Regions from separate parts of the Homo sapiens genome. Here region 1 is linked to region 2. Evidence: chromatin loops called from intact Hi-C (ENCODE). Cell type or tissue: PC-3. All regions are shown on one strand.

The links. Hi-C counts contacts between places; a loop is a spot of excess contacts. Peaks named below come from ENCODE experiments on the same cell type or tissue, not always from the same donor. Only the 100,000 strongest peaks of a DNase experiment are listed, where the experiment ranks them.
Region 1: it touches region 2 in a loop (4-fold over the local background); 4 of 110 quality-filtered maps call a loop at or near these places.

The regions. Positions count from the first base shown.
Region 1 is chr3:191,061,339-191,069,338 of GRCh38, reverse strand. No RefSeq gene overlaps it. Among named protein-coding and RNA genes, the nearest start is that of OSTN, 130 kb to the left of the region's middle. In PC-3, a CTCF peak has its summit at 4,025; DNase peaks (open chromatin) are centred at 2,478 and 3,998; H3K4me3 peaks cover 394 bases; H3K27ac peaks cover 4,164 bases.
Region 2 is chr3:191,234,924-191,242,923 of GRCh38, reverse strand. The region is part of intron 3 of OSTN (osteocrin); the gene reads right to left. Among named protein-coding and RNA genes, the nearest start is that of OSTN-AS1, 4.3 kb to the right of the region's middle. In PC-3, no CTCF peak of the experiment used is centred here; DNase peaks (open chromatin) are centred at 4,343, 5,613, 6,113, 7,103 and 1 weaker place; H3K27ac peaks cover 5,475 bases.

The sequences.
Region 1 (8,000 bases), 170 kb after region 2:
CTCTCTCTCTATACATATATCAGATTTGTTAAGATGCGCAATCACAGAATTACCCTGCTTTCTGAAATTCCCACTTCCTTTCACCTTCTCCTAAACTCTCTTTCAAAACAAAGTCTAAACCCTATATTAAGTTCTTTCTACCACCGTCTCATGGAGACACACCATGATTCCCCATGAGACACGTCATGATTTCCCATTGCAATGAGTAATAAAACTAGTTTGTTCAATATAGATATGCTTCTGGTGTTTTTCTGGCTGAAAACATTGACAATAGACAGTTTGCTTACACTCACTGATGCTGAAAGCTTAACTGATATGATCCCTTAAAAGGACTGGACTTTTGCAGGAGAGAAAAGCCACTGAAATTAGATTCTGATAATTTGGCTGGACATCGTTTGTTTAGTTTTTATAGCTGTGATCATTCTGGCAAAATACTAGTTTTCTCTAATTGTTGGTTTCTTAATCTATTTGAAGGAATATTATTATATGGCGAGTTATTAATGTGGTTAATCCAGGCATTAACAAATATTTAACTCATGTCACCTTATGTAAGATTCTGTGCCCAATATTTGAGATAAAATGGAGAGCAAAGCAGACATGGACTTGCCCTCACAAAGATTAAAATCTAATGAAGGAGACAAATATTACTGAAATAACTGCCAAAAGCACGTGCAAAATTACAACCGTGGTAAGTGAAGCAAAGGCTAAAGCATGATTAAAGCATCTAATAGATAAATCCAACCTGGTTATAAAAAGAAAAAAACCTGAGCTGATGATATCTTATGGAAAATTAAAAATTAACTGGTGACATGAAGTAGTGGAGAAGACCATACTACACAGATAATAATGTGCAGAGGTTTATGCTGAGAGGACTCTGAGAAAGGATAAACATGCCACTGTTGCCCAAGTTGAGAGAGCAAGGGGGTAGGATCCAAGATAATGTCTAAAGGACAGGCAGGCAGGGACTGATTACATAGGCCATGTTAAAAATGTTGGCCTGTATCCTACCAGCTAATTCCTAGGAGCCTCTGGGTATTCTGGGTAAATTGCAGGACTCAACGAATAGTTGTTCCATTCTATTTGTATGTCATCTATGCTTTTCAATTCCATTTAAAACTGATAAAACTCATTCTTCTGAACTGGAATTGATGCAGCAGAGTTGGTCAGACAGCAAAGACAATTTCTGAGGACACTGCTTGATAATGTTTTCTGTGTCTTTAGGAAAAGCCTCTGTCTTGTAAAGGCATCTTAGTTCTGTCCACTCAGAAGACTCAGTAGCTATTGTATACGTATGTTCAAAAGGAATCATTTTTTCTATCCATTCACATTAATGAATTTAGAATAGTAAATGGACTTAAAAACTTTAGGGAGTCTTTGGACAATTTTATCTTTTACCATCCTACTCCAAATTTTATATTTGGGAAATTCAACCTGAATAATGAATATGTAGGGCAAAAACCAGGTTAGGATTTGGCCACTAATTCCCTTCTGAAAAGAAATGCATTGAAATTTAAGGAGTATATCAGGTGCTGCTCTACCCTAGTAGTTGGACAGGTATCTAACATGAAGCCTTGGAAATCAGTGCCATATAAAATGCCTGAATACAATTTAACAAATGAAACAGCAAATTAAATTAATAATAACAGAGAGAAGGCTCTTCATATAGACAGCAAGGGTGTGACTGGCATTTTTACCATATTCTTTCCCTTCTATCTTGATTAATTTTTCTTTTGCTGAGAAAAATTTTGTAATTCACATGGAGTCTTATGTTGTTTTTCACAACAAATTCTGCCCAATACAGTAATGTGACATTATTTTTTCCAGAACAGCAGAAGGTAGCTTAGATGTCTTATTCTCAATTTTCACAGTTTGTTTTCTCAGGATCGTAAATGTATTTTGCATATGAGAAAGATTTAAATGCTAGAGTTGGCTGTTCTTATTATTTCGTTGAAAACAAAAGAACGTTTGGATGTTCTATGTTTTTCCAACTTTACAGCTGTTTGCCCTCCTTTTGTTTGGGTCATTTCTTATAAACTCATCAAAATAGGGAAGAGGTAATTATTAAAAATGATTCCCCCATATATTTTAAGATAATCAATAAATCGGTTTTTTATCCACAATGTGTCTTGGTAATTCTGAAGGCTGTGTAGTTGGAGCTATCTAGGTGGGTTAGTGCTTCCTAAATCTGGTGACATTAACTGAGTTGAGGTCTAGAATTTTTCAAGCTGCAAAAGTGATTTAGATATATAGCAAGTCATTAGAACCAACAGACCAGAAGATCAAGTTACTTTCCAATTCTGAAATTGTATGATTCTAAACTATCAGCCTATGGCAGGGTTCATTTTAAGATGTCAAATTTTACTGTGATGTTCTGGTTTTGAGTTCCCTTTCATGGGAGAGTGCATGGTTTCCCAGGCGTTACAATGTTTTAACACAGGTACCTCAAAGAACATCTTGTTAAGAAAGTTTTAAAATGACTAACAGGAAAACTGTGCTGAGTTTATTAGTCACTGTGCCTTGTAAACACTATAATGATTCATTCTAGTGAATAATTCCAAGGTTTAAACTCCTGGTATTCCAGGAGTTGTAGGTATGAGTTGGAGATGGGATAACCTAAAAAGAAAGGCAAAATTATAATTTTCACAATTTGGGGTTATAAAGTACTCTGATCTCTCAGTCTAGCCACTATAAATCTACCTTTGCTTGGATTTAATTGATTACTTCATAATGGTTATCTTAACCATACTAAAACCTGTGAAATCAGACATCTTAAAACGTGTTCCAAGAAACATTTCAATTCAGTCTGAAAACCATCTCAAATAGTCTCAGAGATGTGATTTCTACTCAGAACCTTGGCCTACCACTGCCCATACTCCTCCTCTGACACACTTACAATATTGCATTGCTTTGGTAGGGTGCTAGTGTGCATGATTTGTCTTTCTTTTACAGAGTCAGTTTTTTAAATGCTTGCATTGTTCCTTTTTTGTTTTTTGTTTGATCTCTACATTCAATTAAATTAAACCAGAAACCAGGTTCTCATCTGAGCATCTGAGTTCTGTGAATAATTTCCTATGAGGCTCTCAGAAATTAATACTTTAGTCAAAGCTTTTCTTTGCAAGCAACAAAATTATATATGACTAATTTAATCTGAGAAAGGATATGAAAACAAGGATATTCTATATCTCCAAGAAGACACAAGATCTAATGTTAGAGCCTATGAAGCCAAAACAAGCCTGAAACCATATCACAGAATGATTCTCATGATAATACTAGGATTGTACCATTAATGCCATCCATACTGGACACTGGGTTTACTGTTACCTGAAAGCCTCCCTTGCCAGCATGATTTTCTTCTCTCTTCTACATAGCTAGTTCCTGAATCCACACTTGAAACAATATACAAGTTTATGTGCCTATACTTTCATCCGTTTAAGAAAGGAGGACAAGGAAATCAGTATTTGGATTTTTTCTTTTTGCTTCCCTTTATAAGGGGAAAGATTCCCTAGATATAGAAAAGAAGATGTGATTTTGGGTAGAAAATAGTCTACTCTAGACATCTTCTTTATTGTTCAAATTCAACATATAACCTTCGGAAACAGTAAAATTATTTCCCTAGCTATCATAAGGCAGCTATATCTTATGCAACAAACGATACACTTCTGCTCTATCAGCTAAATTCTATTTCAGTCAGGACGCTTTTGTCTGTGAATGACAAAGAACTCAACTCCATTGGCATGAGACAAATGAATTTATATTCTTACGTAACAACACACATAGAGATAAAGCTGTTTGTTAATTTAGTAGCTCAGTGAGGCCAGAGAGCAGGAGAGGGATAGCAAGAGAGGGAAGGAGAGAGAGAAAGAATGGTTTCATATCTGAGAAAGAACAGTTTCATATATTTGTCCAGGACTATGACTTTTGCATATGCCTAAATGAATCACCAGCAAAAGACATGGAGTTACACTGATTGGTTTAGACTTAAATCACCCTCTTGAGGCAGTAGAGGACTCATCATTCCTGAGCATATTGTTGTTCAATAAGTAGGGCGGGGGTAGTCAGAGTTCTGAAATGTAAAACGGTATCTTTGTAGGCAGTGTCTGCCACTTTTGATGCTACATTTTTTTTCAGTTTTCTGGATATACAAAAGAAAGAGAGTGACCAAAATTTTCTCTAAAATTTCTTAAATATTTAAGTAGGCTCATTTAAGAAAAATACATGGGTGCAATCTTTAAAAGTCATTAAAATCTAATGAGGGATATAGACACATGATTCCAATTCAAAGCAGAGTGAGGTATAGACTTTATAGAGATACAGGTTATAATGGGATTATTATATTAATGATGGAATATATAATTGCCTGTATACCATAAGTGCTTAATAAATATGAATCAAAAGTAAAAAGTTTCATAACATTAAGGATATGGTATGAAGATCATACAGGACTTTAAAAATCACTGACTCTGATTAGATTGAAAGAATGTTCCTATTCCTTTCATTTTAAAATTTATAAAATAACTGATGGCAAAAAGATTTTTTGGGTTTATTTTTGCTACGAGTCTTTTTCTTAGAATTTCCACTAATACATACTCAAAACAATCTAACCCGTGTTGCAGATTATTTACAATTATTTTTATTTTGAATGGGGGTATCATATTTTGCATTTTGATACCAAATACTTCTGAGGTGTTTTTTTTTTTAATTAATTAATTTATTTTTTTGACTGTTCTTGCTGTGTCACAGGCTGGAGTACAGTGGTGCTATCTCAGCTCACTACAAACTCCGCCTCCCGGGTTCAAGCGATTCTCCTGCCTCAGCCTCTTGAGTAGCTGGGACAACAGACGCGTGCCACCATGCACAGCTAATTTTTGTATTTTTAATAGAGACAAGGTTTCACCATGTTGACCTGGATGGTCTTAAACTCTTGACCTCATGATCCACCCGCCTTGGCCTCCCAAAGTGCTGGGATTACAGGGGTGAGCAATAATATTTTTAAAATAAGAACTACATTTATCCATCTATTTATTTAATAAGCATTTATTGAGTGCCCAGTATATGCCTGGATTGATTGTCCTTGACATTATTCTAATACTGACTTTGCAGAGGCACACAAAACACACAAGTTTCCGTCATCAAGGTAGATAATGATCTCCTCAAAAAAAGAAGAAAATTTCTTTGAAAAAAGAGTGAAGAAAGAAATAGATAAGATAAATTGAGAGTCCTGTGCTGGACATGAGGGGAACTAAAATGCGTAGGCCAAAGATCTGTGACCTCATGAAGATTTAAAACCTATGAGCAAATAGAAGTTCAAAGCAGGCAGGTACCACATGGCTTTTGTTCAACAATGTGTTGCAAACACCTAGCATATGCCTGCAGATAGTAAACATAAAATAAAAAATTAACAAGTGAATAAATGGAAGAGATGATAATATATACATTTAAATGTTTATGATCAAAATTTTGATTTCTATATTTATGATTCCTCATCTTAAGTAAATAAATTGTTGAATTCATGGTTGAAAGTGTTAGTAAAACTTTAAAAAGGGTAACTCTAGTGCTTGAAAAGTCAAATTGGAGAATAGAAATAAATGACTATTTTTCATATTCTTATTTTTGATCCATATCTATTTTTACATTTTATTCATCCCTTTTATTCAAAAATATTAATGTGTTAGGAAAGGTTATTTTCTTTGAATTCGTTCCATGCCACATTTTGTCTTGGCAGAGGAAAGAGTGCCTCCTTATGTGGAAAAATATAAACCCTAAGCAAGAATGAATTTTTCACTCAAAGACCATGATATTAACATTATAGGAAATTTGTTATGCACATTTGCAGGGCAAAGCATATAGTACTTTCCTTGTGATAACTGAGATTGCTATAAATAGTGAACCATCTTCTCTACAGGATTATAAAAGTCATTCTGTATATTTAAAAGTTCCAAGTAGAGGAATAAAGAAGAAAAATGGAACAAGAATAAGCATTTAGCTATCATTGTTCTTAGGATTCTGTGCAAATTATAAAGCATGAAAGCAGAGATCAAGTAGGGAAAATCTCACCGATTTGCCATGAAACTTATTTTCATTGTATTCTCTCTTATTTGCAATAAAAGGCATACTTTTTATTTTAAGGTAATTGCAGAAAATAAAAAGTTTATTATATACAATAAAATAATATATGTGTGATATTTAAGTAATAGTTTTCTTACAAAGAAAATATCTGGTCAAAATTTTTTTAAAAGTAAAAGCAAAATCTCTCACCCTGGAAAATCTTAGCAAGCTTTATCAATCAGAATATACATATAATTTTTTTTAGTATTTAATTTTTGTGGGTACATAGTAGGTATATATATATTTATCGGGTATATGAGATATTTTGATACAGGCATACAATGCATAATAATCACATCAGGATAAATGGGGTATCCATCAATTCATGCATTTATCCTTTCTTTGTGTTACAAACAAGCCCCTGTACTCTTTTTTGTTATTTTGAAATGTTCAATAAATTATTGTTGACCATAGTCACCCTGTTGTGCTATCAAATACTAGATCATATTTATTCTAACTACATTTTTGTGCCCATTAACTCTCCTCCTTCCCCCAACAACCCTTCCCAGCTTCTGGTAAATATTGTTCTACTCTCTATCTCCAGGAGTTCCATTAAAAAAAAAACAGCTCTCACAAATAAATGAGAACATATGAAATATGACTTTCTGTGCCTGGCTTATTTCGCTTAACATAGTGACCTCCAGCTCCAACCATGTTATTACAAATGACAGGATCTCATTATTTTGTATACTACATTTTTTCTGTGCACTCCTCTGCTAATGGACACTTACGTTGCTTCCAAATATTGGCTATTGTAGACACTGCTGTCATAAACATGGGAATCCAGATATCTCTTTGATATACTGATTTCCATTCTTTTTGGGTATATACCCAGCAGTGGGATTGCCAGATCACATGGTAGCTCTATTTTTAGTTTTTTGAGGAACTTCCAAAATGTCCTTCATAGTGGCTATAATAAGTTACGTCACCACCAACAGTGTACGATGTTTCCCTTTCCTTCACATCCTTACCACCATTTGTGATTGCCTGTCTTTGGGATATAAGCCATTTTAACTGGGGTGAGATGCTGTCTCATTCTAGTTTTCATTTGCCTTCCTCTGATAATCAATTATGTTGAGCACCTCTTCGTATGCCTGTTTGCCATTTGTATGTCTTCTTTTGAGAAATATCTATTCATATATTTTACACATTTTTAAGTTAAATTATTAGACTTTTTCCTATAGAGTTGTTTGAGCTCCTTATATATTATGGTTATTAATCCCTTGACAGGTAGTTTGCAAATATTTTCTCCCACTCTGTGGGTTATCTTTACTTTGTTGATTTTTTCATTCACTGTGCAGAAGCTTCTTAACTTGATGTAATCCTATTTGTGCATTTTTGCTTTGGTTGCCTATGTTTATAGGATATTACTCAAGAAATCTTTGCCCCATTCCATGTCCTGCAGAGTTTCTCCAATGTTTCCTTTTAGTAGTTTCGTAGTATGAGGTCTTACTTTTAAGTCTTTAATCTATTTTAATTTTATTTTTTATATGACATGAGATAGAAGTCTACTTTCATTCTTCTGTGTATGGACATCCAATTTTCCTGACACCATTTATTGAAGAGACTGTTGTTTCTCCAGTGTTTATTCTTGGTAACTTTGTTGAAAAAGAGTTAACTGTGGATGTATAAATTTATTTCTGTGTTCTCTATTCTGTTCCATATTTCTGTCTGTTTTTATGCCACTACAACATCGTTTTGGTTACTATAGCTTTGTGGTGTAATCTGAAGTCAGGTAATGTGATTCTTCCAATTTTGTTCTTTCTGCTAAGAATAGCTTTGGCTATTTTGGGTCTTTTGAGCTTTCATATAATTTTTAGGATTTTTTTTTCTATTTCTGTGAAGAATGTCATGGGTATTTTGATAGGGATTGCATTGAATCTGTAGATTGCTTT
Region 2 (8,000 bases):
TTAGACTTTGAGAGTTATAAATTTCAAATATCTACTCCCATCTGTGATTCATCTTCTTTATTGTGATTTTTTAAAAAATCTTTGATGTGGTTTTAAAACATCAATATTTTTGCATCTCATGTAATAAATCACCTCTACCCTAATATTATGAAGATATTCTCCTATGTCATAAAATATTTTTGTAGTTTTGCCTTTTACATTTCAGTTTTTAATACGTTGAAATTAATTTTTGCAAGGCACAGTGGCTCATATCTGTACGACCAGCTACTTGGAAGATTGAGGAGGGAGTATCCCTTGAGTCCAGGAGTTCCGATCAGATTGAGCAATATAAAGAGACCCCGTCACAAAACAAAATAAACAAGAAAAAATTTAATTTGTATTTATGGGGTGAGTAAAAAATCATGTTTCTTTTTAAAAAAATCTATATTCATGCCTAATGATTCAGAAATTTTAGATTCAGCTCGTCAAGTTCTATAGAAATCCTATTGCTGCTTTGACTAGAATTGTATTGAATCCAGGTATAATTCATTTAGGGAAGAATTGAAATCTTTATGATATTGAGTCTTACTATCCAAGATCATTTATTTAGAGTGTTTTTAATGTCTTCAAATAAATTGTTAAAATGTTCTCCAAAAGACCTTTTTGTGGTTGTAAGTGGCATCATTTAAGAATATATGTTGTAGGCATTTTTTAATGGTGTCCCTTACTTGGTTAAAAAAAGTTTCCTTCTATTATTAATTTACTAGTGATTTCAATCATAGGTGGGGGTTTAGCTTTATTGAATGCTTTTTCTGAATCTATAGAGATGATGTGATTTATATCTTCAATTTGTTAACTCCATTAATTGATTTTCAAAGTAAATTAAGCTTATATTGTATTTTTGTGATAAACAACATGATAATGGTATTTTTTTTTAAATACATTGCTATTTGTTTTGCTATTTTTTTTGGTAGGAATTTTCTATCTGTAGTCATTAATGAGGCTGTCCTACAATTTTCTTTTCTTGTTCTCTCCATATGTGGTTTTGGTGTTTAGATAATGTTATTCTCATTAAATGAGTTGAGAATTGCACCTTCTTTTTGGTTATCCTTCTGTTATTTATTTAATCACATTGTAGTTTGAGAACATGTTTTGTATGATAACCATGCCTTTAAAACTTGTAAGGCTTATGTTACAGAATAGCACTTCGTTGAAAATTTCCATGTCTAGATGTTGTTTGATTGTTCTTAATAGGTGTTTCGGGTGTCATTAAAACTTTTTTTCCTTCCATTTGTTGGATACAATAACTTTTAATGATCCTGTTTATAGTTTCGAGTTCCAAGAAAAGAAACTTGGAATCAGAGTGTGGAAAATGTTCCTTAAAATCAATAGTCTGATTTCACTACTACAACTTAAAGGGGCACTAAAATGCTAGTCCTCCTTTAAGAAAGGCACAGAGCTGGCCAGGCGCGTTGGCTCACGCCTGTAATCCCAGCGCTTTGGGAGGCCGAGGCGGGTGGATCACGAGGTCAGGAGATCGAGACCATCCTGGCTAACATAGTGAAACCCCGTCTCTACTAAAAATACAAAAAAAATTAGCCGGGCGTGCTGGCGAGCGCCTGTATTCCCATCTACTCGGTAGGTAGGCTGAGCCAGGAGAATGGCGTGAACCCGGGAGGCGGAACTTGCAGTAAGCCGAGATCGCGCCACTGCACTCCAGCCTGGGCGACAGAGCAAGGCTCCGTCTCAAAAAAAAAAAAAAAAAAAAAAAAAAAAAGTCAAGGCACAGAGCTCCACCAACTTTGAGTTCTATCCAAAATGAGAGAAAACAGAAATAGCTAAAAAAGAATGTTCTTTCAAATAGTTCAGTAATTTAGATTAGTAAAACAGGGAAGTTAATTATTATAGTATAAACCTTACATGAGTGTACTAGCCAGGCTCCAAGGTGGAACCCAATAATTCTACCATTATGTAGTCTCCTTCCACATTGAATAGGGCTGACTTCTCTAATCAATAGACTATTGTGGAAATGACACTGTTGGAAGTAATGAAAGCTATTGCAGCTTCTGCCTCACTTTGTTGGATCACTTATTCCGGCGGCAGCTGGCTGCCATTTCCTAAGTGCATGCTAACAACCCTTTAGAGAGGTTTACATGGCAAAGAGCTAAGGCCTCTCGCCAACAGCCAGTGAGGAACAGAGACTTCCTGCCTTCAGCCAAGTGAGTGGGCCATTTTGGAAGTGAATACTCCAGCCTCAGTATAACTTTCAGATAACTGAAGCCCTGGCCAACATTTTCACTGTAACCTTGAGAGAGACCCTGAGCTGGAAAAAAATGAGTCAAGCTTTTCCTGGATTTCCGATGCACAAAAAGTGTGTGAGAACAAAAATGTTTATTGTCGTCAATTTTAGGTAATTGTTGCATAGCAATAGATATCTAATACCATGAGATTCACAGTGCTCTGAGATTCCGTGAGAGAAGAGACCACACCCAATTTGGGGGTTCTAGAAAAAACTTAGAAAACTTAGGAAAAACTTAAGGAGCATGTAGAAAAAATAAATGATCATCCATGAATCCTGCAATCTTGGTTACTGCAATTTAAAATTAAAATGCAAAACTAAAATGTTTACATTAGGATAGATATCACTATATACAACCTTGGAAGGACTGACATGTGAGAACAGACCAAGCTGAAGGACTTGGCAAGAACCTGTGAAGGATGAGAAGGAAAATAATCAAAGTGTACAAAACCATGTTAAAATTTAAATTCAAATTCCAGAATGATAGGATGAAGGAGCACATTAAATCTGAATGGTGATATGGTTTTAAGGAACCAAAACATAATGGCTTTTTTTCTCAATTCTACATTCAGAAACAGTAGAGAAATAAAATATGAGTGATCAATGTATAGTAAACAAAATGTCATTTTTATTGCTGATCAAGCTGAACATAAAGTGTGTCTTTACATCTGAATTTCACAGGGCTTCCTGTTGTTTTCTCCCTGTATTAGACAGACTTTTATAACTAGTCATTGTTTTCCAATAAAAAGAGGAAGCAAGCCGATAACCTGAACAGGCTCAACTACTCCTCCCAAACTGACCAATCAGAGAAGTGGCCATTCCTTCCCTGGGAAGGAGTGAATAAAAGGCTGGGCAAAAGCCAATTTTTTTCCTAACAGGAGTTCCTTCACATAGAGGACAGAAACAATTGGTTACCACTTAATAAATGGGGTAGTTTTGAATAACAAAAGAAAGTGCTAATTCACTTAGCAGAAAGTTTACTTTTGACTTCTAGGATTCTGTCTCAAAAGTGATAATTCACTTTTCAACAGATTCTGCTCAATTTATGATGAAGGTGCTGATTAGGCATAATGTCAGCTTCTGATGTATTATCTCAAGGAATTAGCCACATGGACAGGCATTCAGAAAGAAACCATGAGTACTGGAATCACATAATGAGATTTAAGTGACTGTACTGGCATGTTTAATTTGAAAATGGCTGTAGATGAGGCAGGAAAATAGGGTCTAGAGGCAGGGAACATAAGTCAGATTCACATTTCAGCTATGACAGAAAATATCCTCTCCATAGCGCATGCCCAGTATGTGACTTTGTAACTTTATTTCATCCCTTCACAGGGCATACACCAAGTAACCAATGGAATCCTCTAGAGGGTATTTAAAACCCCTCAAAATTCCATAACAGGGCCCTTGGGCCCCTTTGCTCAGGCCCGCTCCCACACTATGGAGTGTACTTTCATTTGCAATAAATTTCTGCATTTGTCACTTCATTCTTTCCTTGTTTCATCCTTTCCTTGCTTTGTTTGTGCGTTTTGTTTAATTCTTTGTTCAAGACGCCGAGAACCTGGACACCCTCACCAGTAATATAGAGTTTATCGTATAAGGCAGAGAGGATCTCCATTTACTTGGCTCATGAACCTTGAGAAGCGAATGAAACTTTTAAAACTTCTGTTCAGCAAATGTATTCATACAAAAATATCCTGTAGAATGTTCTTTTGAGGGTTAGGGTCTGTAATATACTTTGCAAAGCCTATATATGGAATCAGGTATTATCCCTTTTGGGAGAAAGTTTTAAAGCTTCATACATAAATTGGGTTGGGAGAAAAGGTAAAAGGACTGTCCCATCCTATGGTCTTGAGCTGAGCTGAGAAGAGGACTGCAGTAAAGAACAGTCACTGGCAACAATGGCCCAAGATCATTATGCTCAAAGGCATTTCCCACTGTGTAAGAAGGCAGCATTTAAAAGGGCGGCACACTCTTGTGAAAGAACATGGAATCTCCTCAAATCACTACCCCAAAGGGAAAGTTAAGTTCGGGAACTGAGTCAATACTACTGCCTTCCTTTTGTTTCTAAACTGATAGCTGTAATTCCACAACGCTGTATCACAGCCTCGTTTCCTCTACTCCCTCTTTTCACATGTTTACTTTATCTTATGTAAACTGTAGATTTACTGAGCATGAGAGAATGCATAATTGACTTTTCCCTCTACTTCCTCTTGTCATATGTAAAATGTAGATTTACTGAGGCTAATCAGAGCCTCACAAGAATGGAAGCATCTGCCTCACTGCCTGCCCTTTCTGCATTTTTCCCCCTCCTGCATGCTCTTTCCCCTTGAAAACACCCTTTGGAAAAAGCACAGGTCACAGGTGCTCCTGTGACTTGGATTTTTTTCCCCGCAAGTATCTTCAACTTTGGCCAAATATACCTCTGTTGATTGAGAAATGCCTCAGTCACATTTTGATTAACACTGTATCCCTTTTTTGTGTTTCCCACACCTGAAATGGAGCTCATTTTCAACTATGTCCTCTGGAGATGACCAAATAAGAGCTAAAAAAGAAAAGCATAAACCTTGAGATGCCGCGATTGGCTCAGTTCTGTGGCATTTCTTCACAACAAATTAGAAAGAAAATAAAATGTTAGACTTTTTACCTTAATCTTTGGGATTTTTGTCAAGAAGGGCAATCATATCTGACAAATTGAATCTGGCATTGCTATTCTCAACTTTAGCCTGAACCTGTTGTTACAGTGCATAGAGCTGTACTGGGGCATGAACAGGAACGGGGCAGAAGAGGGCCCCCACATCCCACCAGGAAAGTCAGGTGACCATAGGTGATGGTCAGGCATTTGTCACACTGCCTCTCTAAAATAATAATTGGTCACAGCCAGCACCAGGGAAAGGCAGTTTCTCTATAGATCAGAAATATCTGAAACTGGTGATTGGCATCTTCCTGATAAGATCTCAGGTGTTGGGTGAGTTTGCTCAAGCATGCGCTTTAAGAGGTCAAAAGGTGGCATTTAACTGGTACATGACCTTCTAGGGGCATTCCACTGAAAGAAGGATGCCAGGTGCTGGAAGCAGGCCAGCATATAATACCCTAAGGCCAAGGTCAAATGGGGCACTTGACCTCCAAGATGCCTGCTTGGCCTTCTTCCAAGTGTACTTCACTTTTCATTCCTGCTCTAAAGCTTTTTAATAAACTTCCACCCCACTCTAAAACTTGCCTAGCTTTCTTCTTCTGCTTTATGCCCCTCAGTCAAAGTCTTTCTTCTAAGGAGGCAAGAATTGAGATAGCTGCAGTCCCGTTAGGATAGAAATCCATATATCATGGATACAGTAATTCTAAAACTATTCATTTAATGCATATATTCTAAGTGAATCTCACTGTTCCTGGCCTTTGACAAATATCTTATTCACACAGAACTTTAATTTCTTTGTAGAAAGTCGCTTGAGGCAACGCATAATTGACTTTTGCCTCTACATCCTCATTTCACATGTAAAACCTAGATTTACTTAGGCTAATCAGAGCCTCACAAGAATGTCAGCATCTGCCTCACTGCCTGCCCTCCCTGCCATTTTTCCCCTCCTGCTTGCTCTAGCAGCTTTGTAGAAAGCTACTTTCTGCAAAGAAATTAAGTGGAAAGTCACGGCCTTGGAGTTAAACAATCTGGCATGTAATTTATATCAACATAATCTCAGGGAAATCATTTTATCTCTCCGAAAACATAATAAAATGTGGATCCTAATGTCAGAGGCATTTGAACCAGAGTGACTCCATCTTGAATAGGGGCTGGGTAAAAAGAGGCTAAGACTTGCTGGACTGCATTCCCAGAAGGTCAGGCATTTTAGTCAGAGGATGTTTACAGTTAAGAAAACAAGTTAATAATGTTTATGGAAGAGATCCAGGACTTAGCAGGTCCAGAAAATATCCTGATGTCACGATATCTTAAGAACAAAAGTATTCTTAGTTTAAGAGTAAGTTTCACTTTAAAGATAATAATATAAATTATTGTGGAAGACAGTAGTTATACAAAGATTAACAATCCTTTGTCCCAAGCCCTTGTAGTAGCGCACATCTCCCCAAGGATTGTTTTTTTTTTTGCGTTATTATCTTATATATAAACAAGCATTATACCTAAAATGGACGCATTCCTCCTCTTGCTTTTGGGCCCTACTCTCTATGGAGTAGGCATTTTTTTGTTTCTTCATTTCTGTAATAAAATTGCTTTCACTTTACTCTGTGGACTTGCCTTAAATTCTTTCTTGTGTGACATCCAAGAACCCTCTCTTGGGGTCTGGTTCGGGACCCCTTTCTGGTAACAATACCTCCTTCTTAGTGTGTGATAGAGATTTTTAAAAAAGAATGTACCAGAATATTAAAATGGGATGCTTTCTATCTCAGTTTTTGGCTGTGGCTTTAAAAGGCTGAGTAAAAAAGAGACAGAAAGAGAGAAAGTATGTGGGAAGTATTTCGTTTTGCATTCCAAAGTGAGGTGCTAGACTTATGTAGTACTTCCAAAGGAGGTTGCTACAAACTTAGTTTTTTCCAACTTCAATCCAATAAAAGGATTCATATTGAATAGCTCAGGAAGGGAGAATTTCTTGGGAGCAAGTTATTGAAAAACAATGGCATTTTCCTTCCTCCTTCATATGGGGAAAGGGCTTTGAGAAAAACACTTCGAGTTTAAAATATGTCCATTGAAGCATGGTGAACCTAATAAAATAGTGTCTATGAAATCTAAAGGGCAAGAAGCTGTGAGAATTGGCTTGATACCAGACTGAAGAGATGACTGCACCAAGAACTGCTTCACTTTCAGTAATGAGAGTCAAGGATGTGGGTTTTCTGTGGGCAGATGTAGAGCATGTGGAGAGAGTCAGCCTGGGTCAATTATAAAAGGGACCTTGCCCCAAGGGCTTTCTGTCAGGGCTGATGGGGGAAGCAAACTCATCAGGATGCTGATGGTGGTGTCAAATGCAGAAGATGAGAGAGTAGGGTGAGGATGAGGGGCATAGCAGATCTGCCAGAAGAGGAGTATTATTGGAGGTAAGGACGCCTATGTTACTATTCGCACTGGGGGTTATGTGACCCCCAGAAACATTCCAAGATGAGTCAGCTTTGAGCATTCACCAAAGCCATGAGGGCACAAAGACAGGTCATGATATTATGTCAAGTAAGACTTTGTTTTACTTCTCTGCATGCATCTCCATCCCCAGTTCTGGAGGAGACAAAAGGCAGCCTACTGTGATAGGGGAGATTGTGAATATAAACTGGCCACAAGCTCCTTCCCACTGAAGCCTTCCAGGATGAATGGGGTCCAAGCTAGGGAAAAGAGAAGCTTTATTAGTATTCATGGTTTGGGGTCACATATAAGAATGGTTATTTGAATTACTGTTATATGGTTATTTTTCTAGTACAAGTAACCATAGGGATTCTTATTATTTTGATGTGGCCAGTAGAGCCATTAATACCTGCCTTTGGGTTTACTCAAGGGGTAGGGAACAACAACTACCACTGAGTGGGTTGGAATGCATGGGGATGGGAGGAAAAGCTGTTTTTTCTGATTATGACTTATGGAGTTTTTCTCTTTCAATTAGGTGGTATAATAACAATATTCTGGAGCAAAGTGTTTCTTGACCTAAATCTACAGAATGTGTATAATTTTGCTGGCTATCTTCCCTCTGCTCTCAGATGTATGCTGCCTTTTCTCACCCTACTTTCAGTCCTA